Regions from separate parts of the Mus musculus genome. Here all the other regions are linked to region 3. Evidence: chromatin loops called from intact Hi-C (ENCODE). Cell type or tissue: heart. All regions are shown on one strand. Each heading gives the region's core, and the rest is flanking DNA. Links, peaks and the distances in the headings are about the cores only. Region 1 holds the start of Tada1 (transcriptional adaptor 1). Region 2 has its middle 16 kb from the start of Gm46168. Region 3 holds the start of Dcaf6 (DDB1 and CUL4 associated factor 6).

Region 1 (7,229 bases), core at 927-5,926, 920 kb before region 3:
GGTGGTGGTAGTAGTGGTGGAACATTTCCTTTGTAAACCTAAGTGGTGTCTGATGAAGGAAGTTAAATATCCAGCCCGCCCCCCCCCCTCCCTGAGACTGGAAACATTCCCACCCCCTTACCTGGTGTAGAAACCAAAATCTGACAACGTGTGAGGATGGCCAGGAGGAAGTCATTGTGAGAATGCACTGAAAGGAAGGAAGGTTGTCACAAGTCAGAGGAGCTCGGAAATACTTAAATTGTTCCCTCTCTCCCTACCAGTCTTCCCAGTTACCTTTGTAACCATAATATTGTTAAGATTTTCTTACACAGCATCAAACACAAAAGTACTAATTGCAAATCTGGGGAAACTGGGAGAAGATCTACCATTGTCCTGTGTGAGGAGTCTGTGAGCTTCAAGGTCGAACTCCTCCTTGCTGATCTTCTGCTTGAACCACAACTTCAGGTTGGCCCAGTATCTGCAGAAGGAGAAATGACATTAAAGCCACAGACTTCTGCTTCTGCCTCTGCCCCGGGGTTCACTCCCAGGGAAGACAAATTTATAATCCCCGGTGTCTTGGGCTGAGAAGCACTTGTGGCTCTGGGCCAAGCCTATATTAAAGATGGTTAGGAGGAGACCACGAGGTGACTCCTAAGCTAGTCTGTCTAGTCAGCAGCAAAGGAGGGGACAGATACTTCAGACTCTTGCAGAGGTCCCAGGAGAGCCTCAGAAGAAACCCACCCGTCCAGCATACTGGCCTAGGATTTACAACCCCCAGAGCTGTGAAAAGAGTAACTTCTGTGGTTTAAGCAACTCGCCTGTGGTGCCTAGCAAATGAACACACCAAAGAGGCAGAGGAGCAACAAGAAACATCCTTTCTCCCTAAAGGAGGACTCAGGGCAGACTTGGTGCAGACACACCTGTGCCTTTCCTTCTCTTGGCCGCCTTCTTAAAAGAACATGGCGGACTTACTCCTAAGCGTGAACGTTTTATGAGGAGGAGAGTGGTGACTAACACCTATTCCTGTGCCACGCTTCCGTTCAGATGAGCTCAAATCGGCAGAAATGCTGCCTTTCTAATCACTCGCCAGAAAGGAAGTATTCCTGGATATGAGTAACTGAAAGCCTGTGGTTTTAACATCTGGACCGCTGGACATATGGTAAACAATTCACACCATGCACTCTGTATACCCTTGTTTTACCTACCTCCCAGGATCCCATTTAAATGGTCATGATGAACAACGAAAAGCAAACTGCTTAAGAGGAAATGGCCAGAGACAAGCAAGCTTAACCAAGATGGCAGGTTTTAAAAATGAAGACCGGAAACAGAAATGCATTACAATCCCATCATTAACTGTGTCCCTGACACAAAGACTTGTGAATTTCACATGACAGATACATAAAATTTGGAATCAGCACCCATATTTGTGCAACATCACAGTCAGCTCTGGCCATTACAAATGGATCAAAGACTGCAAAGGTTTCTGTCATGCCTGAGTTTGCTAAGTGAGTCTGGAAGGAAGGCACAGTTACTCTGGCCAGAGTTAGAGTCATGGCCTTCACAAGTCATAGCCTGCAGATTTAGCTCCGTGTGAAACCATTCACTTCCAAAACCCTGTGAGCGTGGAAAAAGAGACAAGTCTCCCAATAGGCTTTTTAACCGTAAGCCTCACCAAACAGTATTATAAAAGTACACAACCATTCTAACGAAGCCAAAGGCTGCCATTTTTACCTATTTAAATTTAATTTAATTTCCTCCTTGCATCTCAGGTGGTCCTTCACCCATGGCGCTTGGTGTGACAGTCTTGAGGCAGGACTATCAAACTGAAAACATCACAAACGTAAAAAACGCAAAAGAGTCCCTCACCCCACTCAGCTTGCAGCCTCTTACCAGCTAACATCGAAAATTCCAACACAACTAACAATCTCTGTCTAAGGCCTCCCTCCTTCTCGCTTCCAGGCTGTAAAACCGCAGTTGTCTGGTCATCTGGACAGAGAAACCCCTTGTGCAACTTTAATGTCGCCTGGTTTTACTCTACCAGACTTTATAAGCTTGTCCACCTCATCAGCAAAAAGAGAAAAAAGAAAAAGAAACTTGTACAAAATTCTTGGGTGTAACAAGACAGCTGCCAAAACGCACAACTTGTGACTCTCCATTGAGAAGTCCACATCTGGGTATGTCTTATTTCCCTGGGCATCTCTTTTTAATTCCGGTGCTTAAAAATCTACAAATAATAATACTTATTATTTATTTATTTATTTATTTATTTAAAGCCTTTTAAAGAGGGGTTCCGACGAGGAGCTTGCACCTAAGCTTTTCTGACGGCCTTTCTATTAACACCACCTCTGCTTCACGGGCTGCTCTTGTCAATCATTTCAACTTCAGTGCCAGGAAATACGGGTTTGCCAGAATTGAAGTTCCCCCAAAAGATCGAGGCTCCTCCTCCGGCTGCCGCAGGCTACTGCTTATAGAGCTGTCACTCTGCCCCAGTCCCTGCTGACAGCCCGGCGGTGTGGGGAACGGGAGGACTTTCCAAGTAACCCCTGAAAAGCATCACACGGCGGGAACCAGAAGCCTCAGTCCCATCCTTGGGCAGTGACTTTGGGGGAATAAGTAATCTCTGTCTCTCGAGTACGAACTGTGCCGATCTCAGGTCTGAGGATTGGCTGGCCCGTGTGGAACACTGGGAAAGGCGTCCTACGGCCGGCTAGGCAGCCGCCCCCTTGGATGCTGTGGTTGTAAGGTGGGTGACCGACCGACTTCACTTGGGGTCTCTGTGCCTTCCGAACCCGCTTTCACAGCTCTTCTAGCTGGCCCCTGAGCAACGCGGGCCTCCGCCTCCGGGAAGCCCTCCGGGCCCCCCCACCCCGCCCCGGCGCGCCCCCCGCTCTACCGACTCCGGGGCGCCTAGGGCGCTGCTCCCGCCCCCACGCGGGTATCACCGGTGTCGGGACGCCCAGGAGAAAGTCCTCCAGCGCCTCGAGTCCCGGCGGAGCCCGCACGGGAGCCGTGGCGGCCGCGAGACGCCTACGGCCTCCGGGAGGTGAAGAGAGTCCAGGGACTACGGCAGCCCCGAGCTTGGGGCACACCCACGGACAGGCCCGGAGGCTGGTCCCCGCGGCTCTTACTGTTTCACGTTGTCCCCCAGCGCCTCGCTCAAGTTCTTCTTGGCTGCCTCCAGCTCGCTCACAAAGGTCGCCATTGCAGCGCGCGTCTTTCAGCCCGACCGTAGACCGCGCGGCCCACGGCCACCAGCAACCGAAAGATCAACGCGGCGGAAGGCCTGCGCGCCGGACGCTGGAGGCTCGACTCGACTCGATTCCACTCGGCTCGGCTCGGCTCGGTTCGGCTCGGCTCGGCTCGGTTCGGCTCGGCTCGGCTCGGCTCGGCTCCGCTCGGCTCGGCTCGGCTCCGCTCGGCTCGGCTCGGCTCGGCTCTGCTCGGCGGCCCCGCCCCCATCCGCTAGGGAGACGTTGCGTGGGTTTGGTTCTTGGCCCCGCCGTCTCGCAGTTGGGAAAGCACCCAGCCAAACTCCCTTCGCCAACTCCCGCCTCTTGGCTCACGTGACCCGCTTCCCCTGGTGGGCGCGTGCCCAACCTACGCCCGCCTGCCCGCCCGCGGCGGCCCCCGGGGCGCGAACTTGACCGCCCCGCCCGCCCTCCGGCCAGGCCCCGCCCTGACTGCAGGTCAGCTCTTCCCAGAAGGAAGAGCTCAGGTCCCCGAGTGCATGCAATATCTAATTTATCCTCTTGTCCTCATTTTTTTGCCAAGTGCTCACCACCTATTGTGACATTTAGTTGGTCGATCTCGTTTTCTGCCTCCTGCAACTAAAACGAGAGCTGCCTGAAGGCAGGATTTATGTTACTCAAGTTCTGAACATTCACTATTGACAGATCAAATAAAAATAATTCCCAAGCAGGACTACCAAAGGTCCTAGGGGAGGTAACAGGAGGAGTCTCAGCAGCTAGTTAGCCTGACCCACAGAGGAAAAGACGCAAAGAACCTCGTTTCAAGTCAAGGTCAAGTGGAAGGACCCACAAGCTAGCTTGTCCTCTCTCAAATTCCAAATTCACACTCGAATATGCACATATATACTACACTAGGAAGCCATAGCTGTGTTCAGCTTAAAACTTTTTAAAGCCTACTTTTAAAGTCTCTCTCTCTCTCTCTCTCTCTCTCTCTCTCTCTCTCTCTCTCTCTCTCTCTCTCGTTTTGACAGAGTGGCCTCTTAACTCACATAGATCCAACTGCCTCTAGTGCTGGCTGGGACTAAAGGCATGGGTCACCATGCCCAGCTTGTTTGTTCTTGAAATAGGGTCTCTCTTTGTAGCCCTGGCTATCTGACACCAGGCTATTATTTTGCCTTAATGTTCATGTTTGTTTGTTTGTTTTTTGAGACAGGGTTTCTCTGTATAGCCCTGGCTGTCCTGGAACTCACTTTGTAGAACAGGCTGGCCTTGAACTCAGAAATCCACCTGTCTCTGCCTCCCAAGTGCTGGGATTAAAGGCATGTGCCACCACTGCCCGGCTAATGTTCATACTTTTAATGACAGCATAATTTTTTAAAGATTTTGTTTTTAGGTAGATGTCGTTGTGAGTGAATTTACAGGTGGTTGTGAGCAGCGGGCCCTGTTAAATACTGCACAGATAAGATGCATACAATGACTTCTTTCCTGTCTATTAAACTGGGGTTTTCTCCTGTATTAAAAGAAATATTTTAACAAGCATCTTTATGCAGATTCTCCTCATTTGTAATTATTACTTTAGGACAGAATCCTGTAAGAGAATCATGGGATCGGGTGGCAGGAATCGTTATGAATGTCTCGTCCCTGTGGTCAAGCGCCTCCCAGTTTTTAAAATAATCCTCCCTATATTCAAAAGGAAGCCCCAGTTTAAACCCAGCAGCCTTCCGGGTGCTTGCAGAAGTGGTCAGGCTGCTCACTTTTCATCACGTGCATTTAACGGCCTCTGCTGCACACCTGATACCCAGTCCCTTCCAGTAGGGTGGGTGACTGGGGGCGGATAATATTACTCTTAAATATTGCCCACTTTCTGCAATTTATTTCCATAGGCCAACACAACAAAAAAGGAAGATACCCACTGGTTTATTTTTCATAGCAGCTTTTAATTTACTATTATTTATTCATTCATTTATTTATTTACATGCGTATGTGTGTAGGGACTCAAGGGTCACAGCCCACGTGTGAGGTCAAAGAACAAAGGACTCAGGTCTGCCCTTCTGCCACGTGTGTTCCAGCAAGTGAGCTCGTGATCAGGCTCGGTGAGGAGCACCATTACCACCGAGCCCTTTCACCACCTGATTTCATATAACTATTTTACTTGCATATTTATAAAAGCTTTGTCTCTGTTTATTTCTCAGTTTTCAGCATCTTAAACAGCATTGTTTTTGCTTTAGCATATTTTTTGGAAGAACACAACAAGAGATCTACCTGTAACAGATTTTGTAACTGTGTATCACTGTGTGTACAACAATGTATAAGAAGATCTCTAGAGTCTACTTAGTTACTTCCCATTTCTCCTTCTCCCAGCCCCTACTAACCTTTCACTCTATGAATTTGATTACTTTAAATTCCTCCTATGAATGAAATTGTGGCATACTTTTTTTAATGTTGTGTCTTTATTTCACATAGTATGTCCTCAAGATGCAACTGAACTGTGTTGTCACACTTTGTATTCATATATATGAATGACTTATATATGACATATATATATATATATACACACACACACACACACACACACACACACACACACACATAGGTTGTTCATCTGTCAACAGACTCTTAGGCTAGGCCACATCCTAACTACTGGGACTATTGTGTAGGCCAGGCCACACTGTAAAAATAACTTTTATTCATCTGATGCAGATGTCTGTGAGGCTGACTGCCTCTATCTGTAAGCCTAGTCCTGAAAGCTGCTAACCTAGGCCTAGAATATTTCAGCCTCTGAGGCTCACTGCTGACTGCGCTCACGCTTTCCAGCTCTTTATGAACTCTGGCTGGCTGGTTCAACTCAGCTGCTCTGGCTCCAGCTCTCCAAGCTGACTGATTCAATCTGGCTTCTTTCTCTTGGCCTCTCCTAGATTTCTCTGCTTGGCCTCATACTAACTGTGGCAATATGCTCTAATCTTTTGGCTTCTTTTCTGGTTCTTTTTATGTAGTTAAACCAATTTAAATGTATCCCCGTCAGGCTTACAAATGAGTGAGACTCCGACTACTGAGTCTTGGCTTTGAAAATCACTGGAGATAGCCCCTTACCTACTTTTCTGCTGGCCTGGCTACCTCCCCAGCAGTGTGCTCCAGACACTTGCTGTTTCTCCTGGCCATGTGCTTGCTCATGGTCCATCTCCCCTCATGGTGGTTTCCCCCTCTCCCCTGAATCCTTCTTCTCTCTGCCTCTGCCACCCCCCACCAGGTAAACTTGAAACCTGCCGACCTCTAATCCCTCCAGAAATTGGCTGAGCCAATTTTATTTAACCAAATAGTTGTTTTTGTTGTTGTTTTTGTTTTTGTTTTTGTTTGGTTGGTTGGTTTGGTTTGGTTTGTTTTTGTGAGACAGGGTTTCTCTGTGTAGCCCTGGCTGTCCTGGAACTCACTCTGTAGACCAGGCTGGCATTGAACTCAGAAATCTTTCTGTCTCTGCCTCTGCCTCCCGAGTGCTGGGATTAAAGGTATGCGCCACCACGCCCGGCCCTTAACCAAATAGTTTTAAATTAAGAAGCAAGGTTGCTCTGGGCAGTGGAGGCACACGCCTTTGGTTCCAGATCGTGGGAGAAAGAGGCAGGCAGATTTCAGAGTTGAAGGCCAGCCTGGTCTACAGAGTGAGTTCCAGGACAGCCAGGACTACACAGAGAAAACCTTTCTTGAAAAAAGGAAAAAAAGAAAGAAAAGAGAAAAGAAGCAAGGCTGTAAAGCACAAGCAGGTAAACATGAGAATTCACTTGTAAACCTTCAGGAACAGAATTTACTACTACAATACATAGCAACAGACCAAACCTCAACAATTCCCCTTTTTTGTCTAAATTAAAAGGCTCTTTCCCTGATAAAATAAACAACATGCAATAGGAATAATTATGAAACCACTATGAAAATTATTAGGTAAGAGTTACATTTAAAATGTTTTTATTTAGCAACTATGGAGAAGTATTCTATTATCTATCCTATCCTGTGAGTTCAGAGTTCTGTATCCAAATCAATTTTCTATCCTAACTTGCATTATCAACCTACAAA
Region 2 (7,229 bases), core at 986-5,985, 270 kb before region 3:
GTATCTGTTTACAAAAATTCCCTGATGGCTGGGGTTGGTTTTCATCCTTGATGAGCCTGGGTTTCCCATACCAACAGTCCTTAGCTAAAGCACCTGGTTTTCTAGTCCACACTTCACGGCTTGTAAATTTAACATCCTTTGAGGAACTTTGTCTGCACCAGGATTTATTCTCTCTTCTTCAGCCTTTGATCCTTTGACCAGGACAGTTTACAGATCAAAGTTGTGCCCACTGAAGGTTGGTTCTTAGTCACTTGAGATGTTTTGTTTCTTGTTTTGTTTCACCTTAAAATTCAGAGTGAGGCTACTGTGGAAAGACACCAAGCCAATACCCTGAATTACAGAAATAAGAGCAGGGGCTTTGGGCCCAGCAGGAGGGAAAGATGACAGTCTGACTAGACCAAATGCCAACCTTGTATCCTGCATCATTGTGAGAATGTAAATGGGCTTGGCCACTGAGGAAAACAATTTGCAATTATCTTCTATACTTAGACCTAGTTGTCCTCATAATTCGAATAGCATTCTAGAGAGGGCTTTGCTCAGCCTTTGTAGTAGAAAAAAAAAACAGAATATGACCGAGTAGAACCTGCTCAACTTTCCTCAGCAAGAGGGACATTTTCACCGAGAGGAACATCATACAACAACAAAAATCACCTCCTGCTACGGGCATCAATATGGAAGCACCGTGAAAACAGAAAGCTCCATGGGAAGACCTTCCGAGGTGCCTCGGTGGTTAAGAGCATTTGCTGCTCTTGCAGAGGACCTGGGTTCAGTTTCCAGCATCTGCGTGGTGACCACACCAATTTTACCTCCAGTTCTAGGGACTCCGAAGCTCTCTTCTGAACTGAGGTTACCAGGTATGCACATAGTATGTATGTAGTGCACATACACACATGTAGGGGAGCCCTCATACACATAACATAAAAACAGGTGCTGCATAATAAAGAACAATGAACTCCTGGGGTCATTTTCCAAGAGTGGGTCCATTTCACTCACAAGAGTTTTGATCTCTCCTGTCCTAATCAGATGCTAGTCCAATCTGAAACAAGTCTTGTCTACAAGAGAATGGTCTAATCAAAGAGAGTCTAATCTTAAGCAGTAGCCCAAACGAAGGCTACTCTCTTTGTAGATTGAACAGCACAGCACATATGGTAACAAAAAAGGAAGGAGGAACCTTTGTCTTAGGCAATCGATGCTTTCCAAACCACACAAGGCCACATAAACTCCTAACGGATCTGGTGGCTTCAATTTGCTCTAAAATCACATTGGTTCTTACAGACAATAGTTTTTTAAAAAGGACTTGAAGTAGGGAGGGGGTGTGCTGGGGTGCCTGATGCCTAGGGGTAGTGAGAAGGAAGGGGGGAGAATGTATACAACCAAGATACATTGTTTACATGTATGATATTGTCAAAGAATAAATAAAAGATAGTCTATTTTTAAAAAGAAAGAAACCACAGCTTAAAATAAACATATATCAAGGCGTTTTGCTCGGAGATGTTTGTCCTTGTGAGCAATGGCATCTGATCTCACTTCTCTACCCTGCTCAAATCATCACAGACTTGCTGTGGCAACATCCCCTTTCTAAACTATTCCCTGAGCAGTTATTGAAAATTCAGCTTCCTTCTGGAGGGGGTGGATTCCTCAGGCCCAGATTAATGGCGTCAGATCTGTGGGTGAGGCTGCATCTATAATAAATAAAGGCTGTCCCAGAACACTGCTGTTTGAGAATCCCTTTGATGTCTCCCTTTCTTTCACGAGCTACAGGATTCACTGACTCTTTTTCTCAAAGGGACTTGGAAGCCAGGCGTGCTGGGAGCATCTGTAGCTACAGCTCTCTGAGAGGCTAAGCAGGAGGCTATCAAGTTCGAGGCGAGCCTGGGCTACATTGTGAGATGAGGTATCAAAAGATTCCAGTAGCACCAACAGGAGATTTGGGCCTAGTTTTCTCCTTCTGTTGAGTTTTCTTCTTCTGAAGTTGGCACTGTGAGTCATGCATCTAGGTAAATAATTTTCTCAAATGCCAGCGCACGCGACCGGCGAGAGGAGAGCTTTGGGGAGACAGCTCTCTCCTTCCACCTTATCGATGCAGGCTCTGTCTTATGTTCTCTGATGGAGTGAAGCTGAGTACTCCTAGCTAGCTGGCCTAAGAGCTTCCAGCCAGCTCTGTCACCAGCTCTCATCTCTCAAACGGAACGTTGGGGTTACAGATGAGGGCTTCTGTCTCTAACGTTTAACATGGGATCACCAGGTGTTGAAACTGGGTCCTCAACCCAGGTCTTCAGGCTCCGACAGCAAGGACCTTTTTTTTTTTTTTAAACCTTCTGAGCTGTTTTGTCCCTTCGTCCTTCTCATTTATTTAAAGGACAGCAATCTTACTGTTTGTCAGCAGCAGGGCCTTTATCAAGAGATTGCATGTTTGCATTCTGTCACGTTTATCAAAAGCCCAGTCAAGAGAAATAAATCTTTGTTTGATGGATTTCCTGAGAATGTGTGGCTCGCTCATTTAAACATTTTAAGCAGGTCTAGACTCTACTTTGGAAACAGGGAGACAGTAGCCTCCCTGGGATTGACTGACTGCTCTCTCGGATGCTTTAATGAACCTTGCTTCGGAATTACGTCACCAGTCTTACTTTGAACACTGTTGAAACAGAGGGATGCCAGACTTGGGGCAAACCTATGATCCTGGCTCTTTGGAGGCTGAGGCAAGAGGATAATGAGTTTGAATCTGAGATCGGCCTGAGTTATTTTGTGAGTTCTATATTTATACAGCAAGACCTTGCCTCAAAATAAATACAGGAAGAGAGAAGGGAAGAAAAATGAGAGTGAGTTGTGGGGGCAGAGATCGCCACAGTTCTAAGACTGAAGCGTCTTTCTCTGGAGACTGTGTGGCATGCTCTGGTCACAAGAGGGCGCTGTTTCTATAGCTTGCAACAGTCTTGCAAATGATCTGTGAACTCATGGATGGGAGAAGTTTGCTGTCTCAGAGTCGCAGGTTTCCGCAGTGAGGCATGTTTCGACACTCCAGTCCAGACTGTAGCTGGAGCCTCCCCAAACAAGGACGTCTGTGCAGAGACAGAACCAGTATTGTCAAAACATCAGTTTCAGGATCTAAACTAGAATAAAAGATAAACGACCTAGAATATTTCTTGGCTTAAAACGGAAGTATTGGAGCTGTACGGATGGCTCAGCAGTTAAAAGCACTTTTTGCTCTGGCCGAGACTCAAGTTTGATTCCCAGTATCCACATGGAGGGTTCCAGAGGATCTGATAACCTCGTCTGGTTTCTGCAAGCACTACATGCGTAAGGTATCCATACATAGGTAGTCAAACCACTCATAAACATAAAATAAAAATAAATAAACCTTTAAAATGGAAGTGTCATCCCATGATGCTGTGGTGGGCCCACACAAGTATCCATCCGAAGCATCGGGTCACAGCACGTCATACCTGCCAGGGACTCAGAACACAGAGGGCCAGTGAACTCAACCACCGTTAAGCAAGTGAGTGGGTTGTGTTCTACTGCACGGATTTTACTGGACCAAAGAAAACCAACAGGGGAATTCGCGTTGGAAGAGGCACGTCTGGACTCAAAATGGAGGCCATGATCCAAAGGAACCAGAGCAGCTGAGAAAGCTGTTTTTTGGTGGTCTGAGCTTCGGAACCACAAATAACTTAAGAGAACATTTTGAGAAACGGGGCACTATTAGAGACTGTGTGATAATGAGGAATCCCCAACAAGACGTTCCAGAGGCTTAAGGCTCCTGACCTTATCTCTTGATGCTGCGGTGAGTGTTCCCCCCACCCCCCTCCCAAAGCTGATGACTGGGGTGGAACCGAGGCGCCATTTCTAGAGAGGCCAAAAGCCATGGTACTTGTTGAACAGTGAAAGAAAATGTTGGTAGTATAAAGGAAAATACAGAAGAGTATAATCTAAGAGACTACTTTGAAAAGTATGGCAGAAGCCATCTACATCATAGAAGTCAAAGAGTGGGGAAAAAAAGAGGATTTGCTTTTGTAACTTTTGATGATCATGGCAGAGTTGATAAAATTGTTCAGAAATACCACACTGTCAATGGGTGTAATTGTGAAGTGGAAAGAGCTGTTTCTAAACAAGAGATGCACCTGCTGACCACAAAGAGTCTGTCAATGGGCATAATTGCGAAGGAGAGATGCAGTCTGCAGGATCGTAGAGGGTTGGGGAGGAGGATGTGGCAACTTTGTGGGTCAGTGAGGAAACTTTGGAGGCAATTTTGGTCTTGGTGGAAACTTTGGTGGAAGAGGAGGCTATGGTGGCAGAGATGGTGGCTGCAGAGGTAGTTACAGAAGTGGTGATGGTGGATATAAAGGATTTGAAGGTGATGGTGGTAACTGTGGTGGTGGTCATGGTTACAATAGTAGAGGAGGCAATGGTGGTGGACCAGGATATGGAGACCGAGGTGGTGGAGGAGGATGTAACGGTTACAATGGAGGGAACTTTGGTGGAGGTGACTGTGGTGGTGGTGGTGGTGGTGGTAGGAACTATAATGACTTTGGAACTTAGAGTGGATAATGGCACGGATCCAGGGGTGGGTTAGTTTTGGTGGAAGAAGCTCAGGCAGTCCCCATGGCAGTGGCTATAGGTCTGATGGTAGAAGTGGTGGACTTGGTAGCAGAAGGTTTTACAAACAGTAGAAAAGGGCTATAGTTCTTAGCAGGAGAGAAAGTGAGGGGTTGTCAGGAAAGCCATAGGTTACTTTGAGATAGTTGTTCCGCATGCCTTAGAGGAACTGTAAAAGTCTGCCACAGAGGGAGCGATGATCCATAGTCAGAAACATCACTGCAACTTAAACAGGAAGCTTAGGTCTATCATAGTGTAGTTTGCAAAATGTGCAGCTGTTTATTAATGCAATGTAGTGTCAATTAGATGTATATCCCCGAGGCCTTTTATCTGGTACAACAGTACCTTTCTCTTCATTACATCAGGCATATTGTCCTGTAAATTGTGGTAGTGGTACCAGGAATAAAAAATTAAGGAATTTTTTTCCTAAACAGAACAGCAATGGCTTGCACAGTAAGATCAAGAATTGACAAATGAGTCCTCATAAAATTGTAAAGCTTTTGTAAGGCAAAAGACACTGTCAATAAGACAAAAAGGCCACCAACAGATTGGGAAAGGATTTTTACCAATCCTAAATCTGATAGGGGACTGATATCCAATATATACAAAGAGCTCAAGAAGCTGGACTCCAGAAATTCAAATAACCCCATTAAAAATGGGGTTCAGAGCTAAACAAAGAATTCTCAATTGAGGAATACCGAATGGCTGAGAAGCACCTGAAAAAATGTTCAACATCCTTAATCATCAGGGAAATGCAAATCAAAACAACCCTGAGATTCCACCTCACACCAGTCAGGATGGCTAAGATCAAAACTTCAGGTGACAACAGATGCTGGGGAGGATGTGGAGAAAGAGGAACACTTTTCCACTGCTGGTGGGATTGCAAGCTTGTACAACCACTCTGGAAGTCAGTATGGAGGTTCCTCAGAAAATTGGACAAATACTACCGGAAGATCCAGCAATACCTCTCCTGAGCATATACCCAGAAGAAGTTCCAACTGGTAATAAGAACACCTGCTCCACTATGTTCATAGCAGCCTTATTTATAATAGCCAGAAGCTGGAAAGAACCCAAATGTCCCTCAACAGAAGAACGGATATGGAAAATGTGGTGCATTTACACAATGAAGCACTACTCAGCAATTAAAGACAATGGACTTACAAAATTCTTGGACAAATGGAGGTATCTGGAGGATATCATCCTTAGTGAGGTAACCCAATCACAAAAGAAGTCATTAGATATGCACTCACTGATAAGTGGATATTAGCCCAGAAACATAGAACACCCAAGATACAATTTGCAAAACACAAGAAAATCAAGAAGAGGGAAGACCAATGGGTGGATACATCATTCCTTCTTAGAATAGGGAACAAAATACCCATGTAAGGAGTTAAGAGACAAAGTTTGGAGCTAAGACGAAAGGATGGACCATCCAGAGACTACCCCACCCGGGGATCCATCCCATAATCAGCCACCAAACCCAGACACTATTGCATATGCCAGAAAGATTTTGCTGAAGGGACTCTGTTATAGCTGTCTCATATGAGGCTATGCCAGTGCCTGGCAAATACAGAAGTGGATGCTCACAGTCATCTATAAGATAGAACACAGGGCCCCCAATGGAGAAGCTAGAGAAAGCACCCAAGGAGCTGAAGGGGTCTGCAACCCTATAGGTGGAACAACAATATGAACTAACCAGTACCCCCAGAGCTCATATCTCTAGCTGCGTGTGTAGCAGAAGATGGCCTAGTCGGCAATCACTGGGAAGAGAGGCCTCTTGGTATTGCAAACTTTATATGCCCCAATACAGGGGAATGCCAGGGCCAAGAAGTGGGAGTGGGTGGGTAGGGGAGCAGGGCTGAGGGAGGGTATAGGGAACTTTCGGGATAACATTTAAAATATACATAAAGAAAATATCTAATAAAAAAGACACTGAAAAAAAATTAAGGAATTTTTAATGAGGAGGGGGAAGGAGGAGGAGGAGGAGGAGGAGGAGGAGGAGGAGGAGGAGGAGGAGGAGAAGAAGAAGAAGAAGAAGAAGAAGAAGAAGAAGAAGAAGAAGAAGAAGAAGAAGAAGAAGAGCAACAACAACAACAGCAGCAGCAACAGCAACAACAACAACAACGGCTTCAGAGATGGCTCAGTGGTTAAGAGCTGATTTTTCAGAGGACATGGGTTCAATTGCCAGGACTCACAACTCACAACTGTTTGTAACTCCAGTTCCAGGGGTCCACCACATTCACACTGATATATATGCAGGCAAAACACCAATGGACATAAAATTAAAATTCAATTATATTTTTTAAAGAAGACTAACATGTATGGGCTTAAGTGCTTTGAGATACAGAGCAGCCACCTCATAGTAAATATTCTGCTCTCTGTGTGTGTGTGTGTGTTCGTGTGGTGTGTGTGTGTGTGTAAATGTTGATGTGCATGAATGGAGGTACATACATACTATATTGTGCACATGGAGGTCAGAAGAATCATCCAGTGTCAGCCCTCAATGTCTACCTTGTTTGAAACAGGATCTTTTGTTTTTCATTACAGCGTTGTCCACCAAGCAGGCTGGCCTGCTAGCATCCAGAGGTTCTCGGTCTGCCTCCCATCTTGCCATGGGAACCCTGGAATTACAAATG
Region 3 (7,229 bases), core at 913-5,912:
CTTAATGTTAAGATCTGGCAAATGCCTAGAGCATAGTTACACAACTGGCTTGTTTGGAGCAACATGCTTTCTATCTAGTTAGCTAGACGGCGGGTTAAATGACAGCCCTTATATGAGCTGAGGAACTTGTCTAGGAATCCAATTTAGTTATTTTTTATTATTTTCCTACAGAGGCAATCATGCTATATCATAGCACATGACTTATACAAGCAAACAGATGACAATGGCCTCAAAATTCCAGGCCACATAGTATTCCAACTACAATAAATATCTAAATAGAACATATTCTTGTTACCTCTTTATAAATATTTGTCAATAACAAAAAATAAATTTAAAATTTTATAATAAGCAACATATACTTTCTGACTGCTAATATTCTAACCTTTCATAACTTTTTAATAGAACCTTGTATATGAATGTAGTCTAATACTTAGAAGGTTATTCAATACCAAATACTAAAGTACAATAGTATTCAAAGGGACTATTCATTCTGGGTAATGAGTAGAATAATAATCTGTTTTCTCAGATTTTTGTTCAAACATTAGACAGTCATCAGTCATATTTTTCATGCTTGTTCATGTCTATATTGCTGGGCTTACAACTTTTCAATCACAAATACGTTTTTAGTGGTAGGCATCTTCACATATTATTAAAAAACTTAATTGCTAGAGATGTAGCTTGGTTATAGAGTGCTTGCTCTGAAAACATAAGGGGTCTGGTCCTGGTTAATGGTCCTGAATTAATGAACCTTTAATTCCAGCACTAGGGAAGCCGAGGCAGGAAGATTTCTCTTGAATTTGACGTCAGACTATTCTATATAGCAGGTTTAAAGACAGCCAGGAGAATGTAATAAGATTCATTCTTTGTTTTTGGAGACAGTTTTTTTTTTGTTTGTTTGTTTTGTTTTTTGTTTTTGTTTTTTTCCTGTTTCACAGCCTTGGCTATCCTGGAACTCAAACTCACAGAGATCTGCTTGCTTCTGCCTCCGGAGTGCTGGGATTAAAGAAGTATGCCACCACTCCAGTAAAGATCTAATTTTAAAAAAGCAAAACAGCAACAAACAAGACCTCAAGTTCAAGGTCAAACTGGGATAGAAGGGACCTTGTCTCAAAAACAAACAAACAACACAATAACAACATCAAAAGCCCTAAACCCTTTATTTGGAAGAGAAAGTTCGTTCTGATTTGTAAAACAAATACTTTTGTACATGCTTTACAGATATTACAATCATTTAATTTTTCACAATCATTTTTAATTTTAAAAGATTTGCACCCAGGCAGTGAGGGCTCACACTTTCAATCATAGCACCCAGGAGGGAGAGGTAGGCAGATCTCTGAGTTTGAAGCCATCCTGATCTACAGAGCTAATTCCAGGACAGCCAGGGCTGCACAGAGATATCTTGCCTTGAAAACCAAACCAAACCAAAAACAAAACACAAAACAAATAACCAACTAACCAAACAAAAAGATTCCTAAGGTTTGGGGAATTCGTTAAAGTCAAGATTTAACCTGCCTCTGTCTTCCAACTCTGTGTTCCTTTTATTACACTTAAAACAGAATTAACCCAAAGACTTCCGGATGAAATGCACAAAATACTCTGTACAGTTTAAGTACTATAAACAATAATTACAAGTGGCTAAAAGCCAGGGTCTTGAAAAAGATCAACAAAAGACTACTTTCCAATTCTCTGTTAGCTTAAGTGCTTTAAAACTGAGCCTGCTCCACACTGTCCTCACTCCAAAGCTGGAGGGTAAGAATTGCCAAAGACCTCAGTTGATTTTGTAACATTCTGATCATTACATAGATTGTCAAATTATTATCTTCTGAAAATCTCTGCCATAAAACATAACAAAGCAGAAAAATGTAAAAACTAATAGGTAACTAAACAAACTTCATCAATAAAGTTCCTTAAAACAAGTTTTATAATGGTTTTCATACTGCAGTAATGCCATTAAGTGTTAAAATTACCATCTATGCAGAGGTATAGACCATTCTGTTATTAGAGTGGACACCAGATTTAATAACCAGCCCAGGCTCTAGAGAACTGCCTCATCCCTTAGAACTAAACCTTCCTCTGGGCATGGTGGCCCACACCTTTAATCCCAGCACTTGGGAGGCAGAGGCAGGTGGATTTCTGAGTTGAAGGCCAGCCTGGTCTATAGAGCTGAATTCCAGGACAGACTGGGCTATACAGAGACGCTGTCTCAAACAAACAAAGAAACAAACAGAACTAAATCTTTCTAATATCAATTGTAGACTATGGATTTAATCTATGTAAAGGCAAAGTTCACTTTTTTGTTAGCAACTCCATTTTTCCACTGTGAGTAAATTTTTCTATTTGCTCAATTTTATGCTTGAAAGACTTCATAATATAATCAGATTTTAGTCCTCACCCAAGTATTACTATCACCCATTTTGTATTAGAAATAAACTAATTTAATAACTGTGATAAAGAGCTAGAGGGACAGGGGCCTTCCAGTTTCTTAAAGAATTATTTTAACTACAAGAATTCTTATCCAGTACTTGTGACAGCTAACATCCTCAAAGAATCAAGCATATGTTATTTTTGATTTTCACACTGAATACATTTTATATGAATTAAGACAGAGGTATAGAATTTTGCCCAAGGTCACATCTTGGTGAGCGGTGGAACAGAACTGTATTCATATCTGCCCACATAAAACACAGATATAACCTGGTCAGTGATTGCATAATGACTGGCTTATTATACTGGGTCTATGGAACCAGGTTGACATTGACTGAACCGGGAAGGGGAAGGGGATGGGGGTGGGGAGCGTCCAATTTTGGGGAGGGCTCACTTAGCAGGCCTCTGCCAAGAGGAACTAAAGTATGACCTTTACTCCAAACCCTCTGCTGAGACCAGACAGACACCTTTTCAGCTCTACCCCACGTGTGCGTTAGAAATTCACGGAGGGAGAAAGGGGAGGAGAAGGAGGGTTTCATGGTGGCCCAAGACCCCTTCGTGGCTCTCAGGAGTTAAGTAAGGTTCAAGTCTGGAGGAGAGGTCGGGAGTGTGAGCAGTGTTTAAGGGAGCGAAGACATCAAAAGTCAACAAGGGCACTGGGTGCTGATACTCGGTTTTTGGAAAGAGACCTAAGATGAAACAAGGTGAAAGACTAGGAGAATTGATGGATTCCCTTCAGTGGCGAGATGAGGGCTCTGGGATTCCGGTAGCAACTCAACTGTCACAGGGCCTCTAATGTCCCGGTTTCGGAGGGAGAGGAACGATCTCCGTGCGAGCCGTTCAGGATTCATTACCTGCCGGGTGGTTGTAAAGCGGCCTCAATTTCTTTGGCAGCAACAACTCCACTTTATCCATGAGTCGGTGGTAGGTGGCCCGCAGGCCTCGGGCGCCGGCAGCTGCCATCGCGGCGGCCTAGGGATCGACAGCAGCAGGGTGGGAGCGCCGCTGTGTCCGCGTTCCTGGCTGACAACGAAGGGCGGCTCGTCACTTTCTCTCTGCAGCGCTGGGGCGTCCGCCTCTGCCCTAGGGCGCCCTTCCCCGGCTCTGGCAGCCAGAGGTGAAGCACCTAGAGGCCGAGTCCCGCAAAGGCTCAGGGGGGCGGAGCTCAGCAAAAGCCCGCCCCGGCCCGCCTCCTGCGAGCGGGTTGGGGAGACCGAGGGGGAGGAGTCATGGCAACAGGTGCTACAGAGGTCGCCGTGCTGGGGCCGCTAGAGCTAGGCGGGCGAGGCGTTGCGCAAGCTTAACGGCCTGCTCTAATTGGCTGGCCTCACAGAGCGGAAGAGGCGTGGCCAGAAATCATCTCCTTCCGGCCCTGGAGGCCATGTTGGAGAGGGGAACCTGAAGCCGCACTTCCGCCCGGTCCCTCACTTTGACTAATAAGCTTTCTGGGCTTCCCTCTCCCGAACTGAAGATGACGCTGGATACCTGTCGGACTTCCTCTTATTTACTTATTGTTTTTGAGTCGGTGTCTTCGCTGTGTACCCCAGGCTGGCTTGGATCTCGCTATGGTCCAGCCTCCCGACTGCTGGGATTGCATGCATGGGTCATCACGCCCGGTTTTTTCCTTTGACTCGAGAGGCGTGAGCAAGACAACCTCAGCGGCTTCCGTCATGCCTCTCCAATCCATTAAGGAGTAGGCTAGAGCGCCCTCAAGCTCCTCTCCTAGGGTGAGGGCAATCGTGACGCACAGCGGCTTCTGTTGCCCGTGTGCATCCTCTCGCGAGAAGGGCCGGGAGGGGGCGTGGTCTAGGGAGGAGAGGGAGGAGCTCGCGGCCGCCTCCGCCTTCGCCTCCGCCTCCCGCGGGAGGGGGGTCGAGGGAGGGGACTGTTGCCGATCTCTAGATGTTCTGGGTAGTCTGAGGAGAGTATGAGGCGAGCCGTGGCCCGGGTACCTCTCCGCTCCCGGGGAGAAGGCGCGGCCGTGGCTGCCGCCCTCTGAGTCGCGGCGCCGGCGAGGCCCCGGGGCGCGCGCATGGTGCTGGTGCCGCTCGGGTGTTGATCGGCCTGTCCCCTCCCTCTCTTCCCCTCCCCACCCCCCGCGGTGGTCTCCCCTTTCCCACCCCAGCCCCTGCGGAGCCATGGCTCGGAGTGGCTCCTGCCCGCACCTGTTGTGGGACGTGAGGAAAAGGTCCCTTGGGCTGGAGGACCCGTCCCGGCTGAGGAGCCGCTACCTGGGTGAGCGGGGGCCCCGGGGCGGCGGCGCTGAGGTCGCCGCCCAGAGGTGGGGGAGGGGGCGCCGCCGGGGCTGTTGGCGACCGGACCGAGCCCCGACCGGGGCGCCCCGCAGGCTAGGTCTCAGGTGGGATGACGGCGATCCGCGCCCGCTCCTCCTAAGGTCGGGGTCCCCTTTGCAAGCTGCCAGGCGCGGCTCAAGCTGGGCTTCCCTCGGAGAGCCGGGCCGTGGGGAGGCGGCACTAAGCCCGGAAAGGTGTTGGGGTCGCTCGTGGGCTGGGACTCCGGAGAAGACTCCGCGAGCCTTACGGAGATGCCACGTTGAACGCCAAAGTTGGCGCTTTTGCTTTTCTCCGGAGCTGTCCCCGCTCAGCCGAAGACCTCAAGGTGTTGCTTGTCCACCTTCTTCTTCGGCTTCCGCAAGGGGTTAGATGTCGCCCGAGAGAGACGCTGTTGACCACCCTCAGGGACTTGACACCCCAGCCGGGCTCGCTGTAAACCGTGGCGCTTAGCCCAAACCTAAAAGAGATCGCGGAGCCCTCCCCACCCCCGCGCCTTCCCAGGTCCAGCCTGCTGTCAGTCCCGTAGACCTCTTTTAGGTGGTGTAAGGTTTCACGTTCCTGTTCCCACCCCTGGAAAACACACTTGGCATTTTCTGTTTCTTAGTTAAGCTTTCTAAAAACAACCTTCAGGACTGTGGACGCAGGGTTCCACCTTTTTCGTTCTGTGTACCGTGAGTTTTGTTGAGTGTGTTGGGTCATGCCAGAGTCAACTAAAAAGTCCTGTTTCTTCAAAGTGCCTCCTCCCCCCAACTCTGTCATTTCTTTGCCAAGTGAAGCGATTTGTTGCTGTCATTTTTTTTTTTTTTTTTACTAACAACAAAAATAGAAAGAAATGAAATCTCATTACAGCCAATACTACTGGCTGTAAATTGCTTAAAGGACGCCTAGGTGTGCGTTTTAATGTTTTTAAATGAATGTTATCATTGTAAGAATTAAATACAAAAAAGCAGAAGTCCCAGAATCGGTCCCATTTGGATTTCATGCCACTGCCCCTAGAAATGTTTCTGTTTTGTGATTATTTTCCTTGATTTATTTCCTTCTTAGAAATGCATACATATATAAATACTAGTGCCTGTATGTGCACCCTACATGTGTGTGAATGAAAACCGGATGCATGGTGGTGAAAGCATTTTTCTCCCTTGCTTTTTTCTTCACTGCGTCTGGAGATCCTTTTAGACATAAAAATGTGTGTAAAACATTACATAGTACTTAATGAAGAATTTTAATGTTCTAAGTTTTAGTCTCTTTAATTTTTATTTGAAAGAGACTCCTTATATAGTCCAGACTAGCCTTAACTTTTATCTCATTCTCCTGATAGCTGGGATTACACTGTAAATTTTCACCTGACCCTGTCCCCTTTTCTGTAATATGTGTTCACTGTCATGACTGTGCAAACATCATTTACATATGTTGTAGTAAGTACCTAGACTGCTTGTTTTTAATATTTGTAAAGTCCTTTTTAAAATCCTTGTCTTAAAAGAGGTGTGAAAGTTTATTTTAAAATTTAGTTTGTGTAGAAAAAACAGACTTTTACCTTAATAAAGCAAATGCTAAAGTTTTGTGTGAGTGAAGTTATAATTTAGTCTTATTTCAATTGGGTTTGGCTGTGTATAATAAAGGTAATGAGAACATGGTCAGTGGGGCTCTCGAGATGGCTCAGCGGGTGAGGGTGCCAGCTACCAAGCCTCTGCTGCTTCAGTTTGTTCTCTAGACTCTGACATTGCAAAGAGAAAACTCTTTAAGACTAAGAACTGCCTTAGTCTTCTAAGTTCTGGAGTTACTGATGTTTGCCACTATGTTTAGCTTTAAGTAATTGAAGTGTAACAATGATGCATACTTCAGCACTTCTTTAAAAGCGATTTTTCCTGGGTTAGATGGCAGACATCTGTAATCCTGTAATCCCAGCACTTCCAAGGTAAAGGGCTGGCTGGTAGGATCACCTGTTTAAGGTCATCTTTGAAATAAAACCTATGGGCAGGCAGTCTAATGAATCTGATACCTAATAAGTTTCTTTGTGTGTGTGGGGGGGGGGAGGATGACCTTTCTCATAAAGCCTTTTTTGATGAGGAAGGAGACTTGCTGCTAGTTTGAAGGATTTTTAGTGAAACTCTGTCTCAAAAAACAAACAAACATACAAACAAACAAACAAACAAACACCCTTTTAAATTCCAAGTGCAAGGAACTTAGAAAGTTAGTTGATTTCTTAAAGACATGCAGATTTAAACATCATAATTGTTCAGAGTTTTATAGTTTGCATTTTCTCCTAATAGGCTTCTATTATTTGCATTCCTAATAATAAATTACTGCTAAGTAACATTCAAACTGGAATGCTCATTTTTATGGAGGTTTCGATACTAAAGAAACAAAACACAAAGGTTCCATTAACTTCCTCAGGAACTGAACAAGGAGAGAAAACTCTGACAAAATTACCAGTTTTTTAGATAATGACGCTAATGTATTCACTGACTTCCTATAGCACACAAACAGGATTGGTATTGTCACTGCCTGATC

The links. Peaks named below come from ENCODE experiments on the same cell type or tissue, not always from the same donor. Only the 100,000 strongest peaks of a DNase experiment are listed, where the experiment ranks them.
Region 1: it touches region 3 in a loop (3-fold over the local background); 2 of 42 quality-filtered maps call a loop at or near these places.
Region 2: a loop joins it to region 3, with 2.2 times the contacts of the local background. A loop is called at or near these places in 3 of 42 quality-filtered maps.

Annotation. Positions count from the first base shown.
Region 1 is chr1:166,375,355-166,382,583 of GRCm38, reverse strand. It overlaps Tada1 (transcriptional adaptor 1), which reads right to left and starts at 3,417. Exons shown (of 8, transcript NM_030245.3): 1 at 3,108-3,417; 2 at 366-457; 3 at 122-187. The coding sequence starts at 3,181. In heart, for the core only: CTCF peaks have their summits at 2,424, 3,493 and 3,694; DNase peaks (open chromatin) are centred at 2,453 and 3,513; H3K4me3 peaks cover 2,386 bases; H3K27ac peaks cover 1,936 bases.
Region 2 is chr1:165,732,026-165,739,254 of GRCm38, reverse strand. No RefSeq gene overlaps it. Among named protein-coding and RNA genes, the nearest start is that of Gm46168, 16 kb to the left of the region's middle. In heart, for the core only: a CTCF peak has its summit at 2,897 (motif pointing right); a DNase peak (open chromatin) is centred at 2,944; H3K27ac peaks cover 708 bases.
Region 3 is chr1:165,457,561-165,464,789 of GRCm38, reverse strand. Dcaf6 (DDB1 and CUL4 associated factor 6) reads left to right here and starts at 4,327. Exons shown (of 19, transcript NM_028759.1): 1 at 4,327-4,659. The coding sequence starts at 4,563. It overlaps Mpc2 (mitochondrial pyruvate carrier 2), which reads right to left and starts at 3,530. Exons shown (of 5, transcript NM_027430.3): 1 at 3,279-3,530. The coding sequence starts at 3,387. In heart, for the core only: CTCF peaks have their summits at 3,549, 4,179 and 5,073; DNase peaks (open chromatin) are centred at 2,949, 3,629, 4,239 and 5,139; H3K4me3 peaks cover 3,604 bases; H3K27ac peaks cover 2,966 bases.